Regions from separate parts of the Homo sapiens genome. Here region 2 is linked to region 1. Evidence: read pairs that join two places in POLR2A ChIA-PET (ENCODE). Cell type or tissue: B cell. All regions are shown on one strand. Each heading gives the region's core, and the rest is flanking DNA. Links, peaks and the distances in the headings are about the cores only.

Region 1 (4,385 bases), core at 206-4,205:
CCAAAATCCCAAATACTGGCTTCGAGGAAAAAGTGTTTCCACAGAGACAAGGGCAACTTGAGAACAGGTTCACGGGCCAGACACTGAAACACACTGGTCCCGAGGGAACACAGGTGGCCCCACAAGCAGCACCCTCAGACAGCATGAGACCTGGAGAGCTCAGAGAGTCCCAGGCATCCCAGGGGCTCCATGGCACCCCTGAGAGATGACCTAGCCATCAAGTCTTACTGGCCACGTTACCCAGGTACATTCTATCACTTCATTCTTCCTGTTGAAAACTACAGAATTCCAGCAGGGCACGGTGGCTCACGCCTGTAATCCCAGCACTTTGGGAGGCCGAGGTGGGTGAATCACAAGGTCAGGAGATCGAGACCATCCTGGCTAACACGGTGAAACCCCGTCTCTACTAAAAAAAATACAAAAAATTAGCCGAACATGGTGGCGGGTGCCTGTAGTCCCAGCTACTCAGGAGGCAGAGGCAGGAGAATGGCGTGAACCCGGGAGGCGGAGCTTGCAGTGAGCCAAGATTGCGCCACTGCACTCCAGCCTGGGCGGCAGAGCGAGACTCCGTCTCAAAAAAAAAAAAAAAAATCCTACAGAATTCCACTCATGAAACAGGGATGACAATGCACACCCTGTGACTTCTGAGGATTCACTTAGATCATGCGGGGAAATACCTGTCTCTCATCTGGCAAACAATCCATGTTGGTTCCCTTCCCTGGCTCCAGTATCAGTGGAAGGAGATGGAGCAGAATGACCCCGGACTTAGCACAAGACTCCTCCCCTCTGACCTTCAGTTCCCTTGTTCATGGAGCAGATGATCTTTAAGTCCTATGAAGACTCAAACATTCTAAGGGGACATGAAGCATAGGCAAAGGCAAAGGATGGACTGGTTTAAGTGAAAATATGTAGTATGCATTTTGTATCAAAGCAAAAAAAGAAAAAAGACTTTTACATATATCAAAGCAGAAATAAAGATGGGGTTATGGCTGGGCATGGTGGCTCATGCCTGTAATCCCAGCACTTTGGAAGGTCCAACTGGGTGGATCACCTAAGATGAGGGGTTCAAGACCAGCCTGGCCAACATGGTGAAACCCCATCTCCACTAAAAATACAAAAATTAGCCAGGTGTGGCAGCACACATCTGCAATTCCAGCTACTCAGGAGGCTGAGGCAAGAGAATCACCTGAACCCGCGAGACGGAGGTTGCAGTGAGCCGAGATCATGCCATAGCACTCCAGCCTGGGCAACACAGCAAGACTCTGCCTCAAAAAAAGGGGGGGGGGCAGGGGCAGTAAATTAAATTAGCAAATACCTATTTACACCCATTGCGAATGCATTAGTAATCTACCCACCAATGCCTACTTTCCATTCTTTCAACACCTGTATATTGGGTGCCTGTGCAGCCACACGGTGTTCTGAATGCTGGGAATCTAACAGCGGAGAGAACAGACCAAAACTCCTGCCCTCATGGGTCTGTGTTCTGGCACAGGTGACTGACCCAGCAGGTGCTATGCAGAGAAATAAGCGAGGATGAGATAGGGAGGAGACAGAAAGGAGACTGCTTCTAAACAGAGTGACCAGAGAAGGTCCCCAAAGAAGGTGACACCTGAGACAACATGGGAAGAAGTAAGCCATATGGGCCCCCAGAGCACAGGCAGCCCCAGCAAAAGGCAAGAGAGGCCCACCTGGCATGTCTGAGGCACAGAAAGACAGGTGTGGCAGCAGTTCCTGGTGAGATGGCTGTGGGTGAGCCCAGGCAGGCGGCAGTAGAAATAACGATGCATGAGCTTAAACGGGCACCGAAGACAAAACAAAATGACCTCTTTGTTCAACTTCTAGCCCCACCACCAAAGTCCACCTCTGAGCCCCTGCCTAGATGTCCCGGCTCGATCACCAAGGTTGTGTGCAGTGACTACCACACACTGAATCTCCACACGGCCTCATTCTCAAGGAGCCCTGTGCAAGCAGTCAGGCATGTGAGTCAGCATACGAGGTGCTTTCACTTACCACACCCCTTGCCTGGCCACAAATCCTGCACTTCCCCTAACTCGGCTCTCCCTCAGACTCAACCAAGGCCCCACTGTGGGTGAGGAGCAGGGACACTGGCTCCCAGCCCTTTCCATGGCACCCATGCAGCTCCGAGAACAGCAAAGTCCAGCATCCCTAGGGGGTCACACGATCTGAAGACCAGTCACACAGACATGGAGCCCCGCAGGGGGACCCTTCTCCTGGCTCGAGCAGTCTGGACCCCCATCTCCAGAAGGCTTCAATCTCCCACTGGAGAACTCTGGAATGACAGCGGTAGAAGTCTCACCTGCGCCTGCCTGGTTGATTTTTCCCAGCTAACTTGCTCCCTGCCCTCTACCCACAGTTGTACAGAGTAAAACAAAATCATCATGTTAAATACTAGATTCTAGATGACAGCCCTAAAAACGACTGCCATTTAAGTCGAGCAAAATTTAAAATCTTTTTGAAACAAACCAAGCAATCACTTGAGGTAAGTTTGGGGAAGGTCTTTTGAAATCAATCACTCTCTCCACTGGAGATCCAGTTTCCAAGTTGTTTCCTGGGCTCGCGAAGCAGCAGAAGGTATGAATAGAGAATGCTAGGCAGTGAATTCCTAAAACCCGAGGATGAAAACACACACGGTTCTGAAGATCCCACAGAAAGATATGCCAATTAATCTTATTCTTAAAATTGGCCTGAAGAAGAAAGGGAAGCCCCTGATGCAGAAACTGCATAAGGAATCCTCCCCTCTGGAACACACAGGAGGCGTCAGAAAGAAGCCTGACCTTCTCCCTTTCCCATGACCTTAGAGGAAAGGAAGGTCAGTCACAGCAGCAGTGGCTCAGAAGCAGGTAGGGAATCTTTTTCTATGGGAAGAGCTCACCAGGTGTGTGCTGTGTGCCAAGGACCACAGCAAGCAGAGGCTGTCCAAACATGAAGAATGCCTCTGCACAGGCCAACTGCATGTTCCGCAGGACCATTTAGGTTGCACCATCTCCCTCTCGACAGCCTGGCACAGTGGCATTCCGGTGTGTGCTACCCGTGCCTGGCTGGTGAAGAGCCTTTCTCCCACTCCACCTGGAGCTCCACGAGGGAAGGGCTTCACCCTTTTTATCTAACCCAAAGCAAGTGCTCAAGTAACAAGAGAAGACGACAAGGGAAGGGAAGAGAGGAGGTGCTGTTTGTGCTGGATCCCGAGGTGGAGAAGGTAAAAATGCTGTCTGTGACAAATTTGTATTTTTTAAAAATCCTATATGCAGATTCATATAGTAACCCTTAAAATAACCATGTTTTCCCCAACATCTTTATAGGTCAAAGGAAACAAGCTGATGACCAGCCATCCTGGTGGCATTCAGACCGCTTGCTCCAGCTGACAACCACCTGGGCTATCAGAATCAGCAGCAAAGGTAGGACAGGCCCCAAGGTCACCCGTCCCAGCGCAGCCCATCAGCTCTTAGCTCACCTATGCAACTTAATGAAGAGCTGGAGCTAACAGCGTGTAATTAGATGTGTCCCCAAAACTCGTTTATCTTATGCAATGGGAACACATCAGCTGACAGATCCAGACTTGCCTTGGACTGATTTTTACAGCAATATTTTTTTAGCCTCTGGTTGGCAAGCACCCTGGGAATGTGGAGATGGAGGCTGAACACTTCCCCAACCTAAATACTCAGTTGATGTTCCAGAGGTTTAAAACAGAAAAACTTACTTTAAAAAGGACAAAAATGACACTTTTTCAAATTTGATATTAACATGAGAATTCAAACAGTAGTGTAAGAAGATGTACAAGAGTCTAAAGATTTGAAAGAAGAATGATTGGAAGTGACGCAGTTAGAGCAGGCCTAACTGAACCAGAACGATGCAACTCCACAGCTCCTCCCCTCCCCATTCCAGTGGAGCCAACCCCACAGAGGGAATGGGAAGCACTCCCACAGGGCAACGTTTTTAACAGAAATATATAACAACTTTTGCTTTCAAAGTTGGGTGGGACTAGAACACACAATGGAAGGATGGAGTCAGGAGACCTGGATTCTTGTGCCCGCTCTGGCTTTTACAGTCTGCCTAACTCTATGCAGTCACTTCCTGCCAGCCTGTTTCCTTACCTACAAGAGGGAGAGACACTCCCTGGCCAGCCTAGTTCTCAGGGTGAACGAAAGGTCATTATCACTGCATCCTCTAGTCATTTGCTTCTTCGCTAATTAACACATCTTGAGCACCTGCGATGTTCCAGGAACAGGAGATGGCAGCGTGCAAGATAAAGTCCCTGACTTCTAGAGACTGCATGTTAGTGGCAATCGGCGTCTACCCGGCCTTCAATAAACTACTGAATGAAGGAAAATTCTACCTAGCACCAGACACAATTACTGGGTTTCTAA
Region 2 (4,385 bases), core at 233-4,232, 350 kb before region 1:
ACATTTTATGCATCTCAGGCTTCAAAACATCCCTCAGTCCTGGGCCAGGCATGTATACTCAGCTGTGTGCAACAAAAGCCTTCAATGGCTTCCCACTGTACTTAAAAGCCAAATCCAGCTGGGCGTGATGGTGTGCGCCTATAGTCCCAGGTCCTCAGGAGGCTGAGGGGAGAGGGTTGCTTGACCCCAGGAGTTTGAAACCAACCTGGGCAACACAGTGAGACTCTCAAAATAACTGAAAAAGCAAAAAACAAACAAACAAACAAACAAACAAAAAACCTCACTGGGGAACAAAATAAGGGGTAGCATCTGGCACTGTCTCCATCAGAGCCAATCATGCAGTGGAGTTCTCTGTTCCCGGGATGATGCACACAGCTAGGAGACCCAAGCAGCCTCCCCCTCCAACTTCCACTCAGATATTTCTAAATCAGAAAGCTGAGAACGAGATCATAATGCTAGTCCCTATAGGGTCAAGCCCTGGGGAAATAACAAAGCAAACCATTTTGGTCAAGTTTAAGCATATGAAACGGCCAGCTGCCATTAGAACAGAGGAAACGGAATGGGGGGATGAAGGGGAGCTGTGATGCAGGCAGTTTACCCATTAGAACAAAAAGAGATGGACGGAGCTGCCTCTCCCCAGCACCCCGCCTTTGGAACTCACAGCAGGATGGGCTGGTCTGAGGTGATAACATTCCCATTCATGTGAAGGTTGCACTTCATCGGCTGCCCTGAAAAACCAAAGAAAGAAAAAGGCTCTGCTATGAGACCTCGGCTCCTCACACAAGAGGACAAGGGCTGTACCTCCATTATCAATGGTCAAAGCACCCACCACTGGCAGTTCTGGCTCCACAGATGGAGATGGGGCTGCTAGGTTCCAGTCAAGCCAGACACTAAGAAAATCCCAGGGCGTGAGGAAACCTCAGCAGTGGAGCACCAAGAGGCAAAGTGGCCACAAACCTTGCTTCATACAGGAAGAGATGAGTGGGAAGTGAGGGAGAAACGAGACTCAATGTGAAGCCATCCAAGTAGTAAGGGAAAAGGTTTATGCTATCAAATTCAGTGAAAAGATGATCAAAAGCATTATGTACAGGCTTCTACTCTGTCTACAAAGGATGAAGCACTAGGAAGACCACACTCCCACTGTATACAAAGCATAACATGTGTAACGGTAATAGCACAAAAAAGAGGAAGAAGGAACAGGGCCATGTGGGAGTAACATTTCCATATCTTACTCGAGTTAAGTTAGTGAATACATCATTAAAGGAATTAAAATATTGGGGAAAAAATGTGAAAGAAAAGCCACTGAAGAGGAACAAAAAAGTAAAATGGGGCCGGGCGCGGTGGCTCACGCCTGTAATCCCAGCACTTTGAGAGGCTGAGGCGGGTGGATCACGAAGTCAGGAGATCGAGACCATCCTGGCTAACATGGTGAAACCCCGTCCCTGCTAAAAATACAAAAAATTAGCTGGGTGTGGTGGCGGGCGCCTGTAGTCCCAGCTACTCAGGAGGCTGAAGCAGGAGAATGGCGTGAACCTGGGAGGTAGAGCTTGCAGTGAGCAGAGACCACATGCCACTGCACTCCAGCCTGGGCAACAGAGCGAGACTCCACCTCAAAAAAAAAAAAAAAAAAGTAAAATGGAAGAAATAAACCTAATTATCAATATTAAATATGAATGGATTAAATAATCCAATCCAAAGACAGATTGTCAGATTGAATTCAAATAAAAAAAAAACCAGTAAGATCTAACTATACACTCTCTATAGGTGACACATTTTTCTTTCTTTCTTTTTTTTTTTTTTTGAGATGGAGTTTCGCTCTTATTGCCCAGGCTGGAGGGCAATGGTGCGATCTCGGCTCACGGCAACCTCCGCCTCCTGGGTTCAAGCGATTATCCTGCCTCAGCCTCCGGAGTAACTGGGATTACAGGCATGTACCACCACACCTGGCTAATTTTGTATTTTTAGTAGAGATGGGGTTTCCTCATATTGGTCAAGCTGGTCTCGAACTCCCAATCAGGTGATCCGCCTGGCGGATTACAGGAGTGAGCCATTGTGCCCAGCCTAGGAAACACATTTTTACAGTTGATGAGAGAAAAAGATTGAAAGTAAGAGTGGGCCAGGCTTGGTGGCTCATGCCTGTAATCCCAGCACTTTGCAAGGCTGAGATGGGCAGATCACTTGAAGCCAGGAGTTTGACAGCAGCCTGGCCAACATGGCAGAAACCCCATTTCTACTAAAAATACTAAAAATTAGCTGAGTGTGGTGGTGCACACCTGTAGTCTCAGCCACTCAGGAGGCTGAGGCACAAAAATCGCTTGAACCTGGGAGGAAGACGTTGCAGTGAGCCAAGATCATGCCACTGCATTCCAGCCTGGGCGACAGAGCGAGACTCCGTCTCAAAAAAAAAAAAAAAAAGTGAACAAAGATATATCACTCAAATAGCAACCCTAAGAAAGCTGGTCTTTTACTTATTAGCTTATTAGCTATTAGTAATATAAAATGAAATATACTTTAAAACAACAAAAAAAGTGACTAGAGGTAAAGAGAGATTTAAATTTGACTGAAGGGTCAATTCATCAGGAAGAAAACAATCAAACATATATGCAAGTAACAACAGAACCTCAAATATATAAAATAAAAATACACAGAAGTGAAAGGAACAGACCAACAGTAATAAAGATCTCGCCGGGTGCAGTGGCTCACACCTCTAATCCCAGCACTTTGGGAAGCCCAGGTGGACGGATCACTTGAGGTCAGGACTTCAAAACCAGCCTGGCCAACATGAGGTCAGGAAATCAAGACCATCCTGGCTGACACAGTGAAACCCCATCTCTACGAAAAATACAAATATTAGCTGGGCGTGACAGTGGGCACCTGTAATCCCAGCTACTTGGGAGGCTGAGGCAGGAGAATTGCTTGAACCCGGGAGGCAGAGGTTGCAGTGAGCTGAGATCATGCCACTGCACTCCAGCCTGGGTGACAGAGGGAGACTCCGTATCAAAAAAAAAAAACAGAACCTCAGTATTTCACTTTCAATACTAGATAGAACCAAGCAGATCAACAATGAAACGCACTTAAACATTACAAAGCAACAAGACATAATAGACATGTACAGAACATTCCACCTAACAACAAGAAAATACATATTTTCCTTAAACACTCATAGAAGAAAAGAAAATCTGGAAAATTCATGAATATATGGAAATTGAAACAATCCTAAATAACCAATGGGTCAAAGGAGAAATCACAAGGGAGATTAGAAAATAATTCAAGATGAATGAAAATGAAGGCATGATATACCAAAACACGGAATGCAGTTACAGCCATGCTTAGAATATATAGCTGTAAATGCACATACAGTCATGTATCATTTAACCATGGGAATACATTCCAGAGTGCAGTGGCACGATCACAGCTCACTACAGCCTCAACTTCCCAGGCTCAAGTGATCCTCCCACCTCAGCCTCCCCAGCATCTGGGACTACAGGCACACGCCACCACGCGCCCAGCTAATTTATTTTTTGAGACAGGGTCTTGCCACGTTGCACAGGTTGGTCTCAAGTTTCTAGGCTCAAGCGATCCTCCTGCCTCAGCCTCCCAAAGTGCTGGAATTACAGGCTTCAGCCACCACACCCGGCTGTACAGCATGTTACTCTACTGAGTAGAGTAGGCAACTGTATTTGTACATCTAAACGTAGAAAAAATACAGTAAAAATATGGTATTATAATGTTATGGGCCCACTGTCATATATGTGGTCTGCTGTTAACCAAAAAGTCCTTATACTGCATATGAATACATTAAAAAGCAGAAATAAACCTACAGAATGGGAGAAAATATTGGTAAATCACTTATCTGATAAGGGACTTAAGAATATGTAAAGTACTTCTACAACTCAGTATTTAAAAAGCAGACAAAGATTCTGTACAGGCATTTCTCCAAAGATAGCTGGGCACAGTGGCTCATGCCTATAATCCTAGCACTTTTGAGAGGCCGAGGTGGGCAGATCACCTGAGGTCAGGAGTTTGAGACCAGCCCGGCCAACATGGTGAAACCCTATCTCTACTAAAAATACAAAAAAATTAGCTGGGCTTGGTGGCGTGCACCTGTAGTCCCAGCTACTTGGGAGGCTGAGGCAGGAAAGCCGCTTGAACCGGGGAGGCGGAGGTTGCAGTGAGCTGAGATCACGCCACTGCACCCCAGCCTGGGCAACAGAGAGAAACTCAAAAAAAATAAAAAAATAAAAAAATAATAAAAAATAAAAATAAAAAAAAGAAAGAAAAAGGAAAATAAGTATCTTTCCACATCCAAACATATGACAAAAAATAAGAAAAAACAAAAAAAGAACAGAAATTCAAAACAAAATTAATTTCTTTAATGACATACA

Evidence for each region. Peaks named below come from ENCODE experiments on the same cell type or tissue, not always from the same donor. Only the 100,000 strongest peaks of a DNase experiment are listed, where the experiment ranks them.
Region 2: POLR2A ChIA-PET joins it to region 1 with 6 read pairs; 2 of 35 experiments call an interaction of 5 or more read pairs at or near these places.

What each region holds. Positions count from the first base shown.
Region 1 is chr22:42,935,642-42,940,026 of GRCh38, forward strand. The region is part of intron 1 of PACSIN2 (protein kinase C and casein kinase substrate in neurons 2); the gene reads right to left. It overlaps LOC124905128 (a long non-coding RNA gene), which reads left to right and starts at 2,065. Exons shown (of 2, transcript XR_007068119.1): 1 at 2,065-3,217; 2 at 3,321-4,348. RefSeq lists an enhancer at 3,749-4,249. In B cell, for the core only: no CTCF peak of the experiment used is centred there; a DNase peak (open chromatin) is centred at 1,880; H3K4me3 peaks cover 919 bases; H3K27ac peaks cover 2,029 bases.
Region 2 is chr22:42,586,845-42,591,229 of GRCh38, forward strand. POLDIP3 (DNA polymerase delta interacting protein 3) reads right to left here. Exons shown (of 9, transcript NM_032311.5): 8 at 662-728. Among named protein-coding and RNA genes, the nearest start is that of POLDIP3, 26 kb to the right of the region's middle. In B cell, for the core only: no CTCF peak of the experiment used is centred there; no DNase peak of the experiment used is centred there.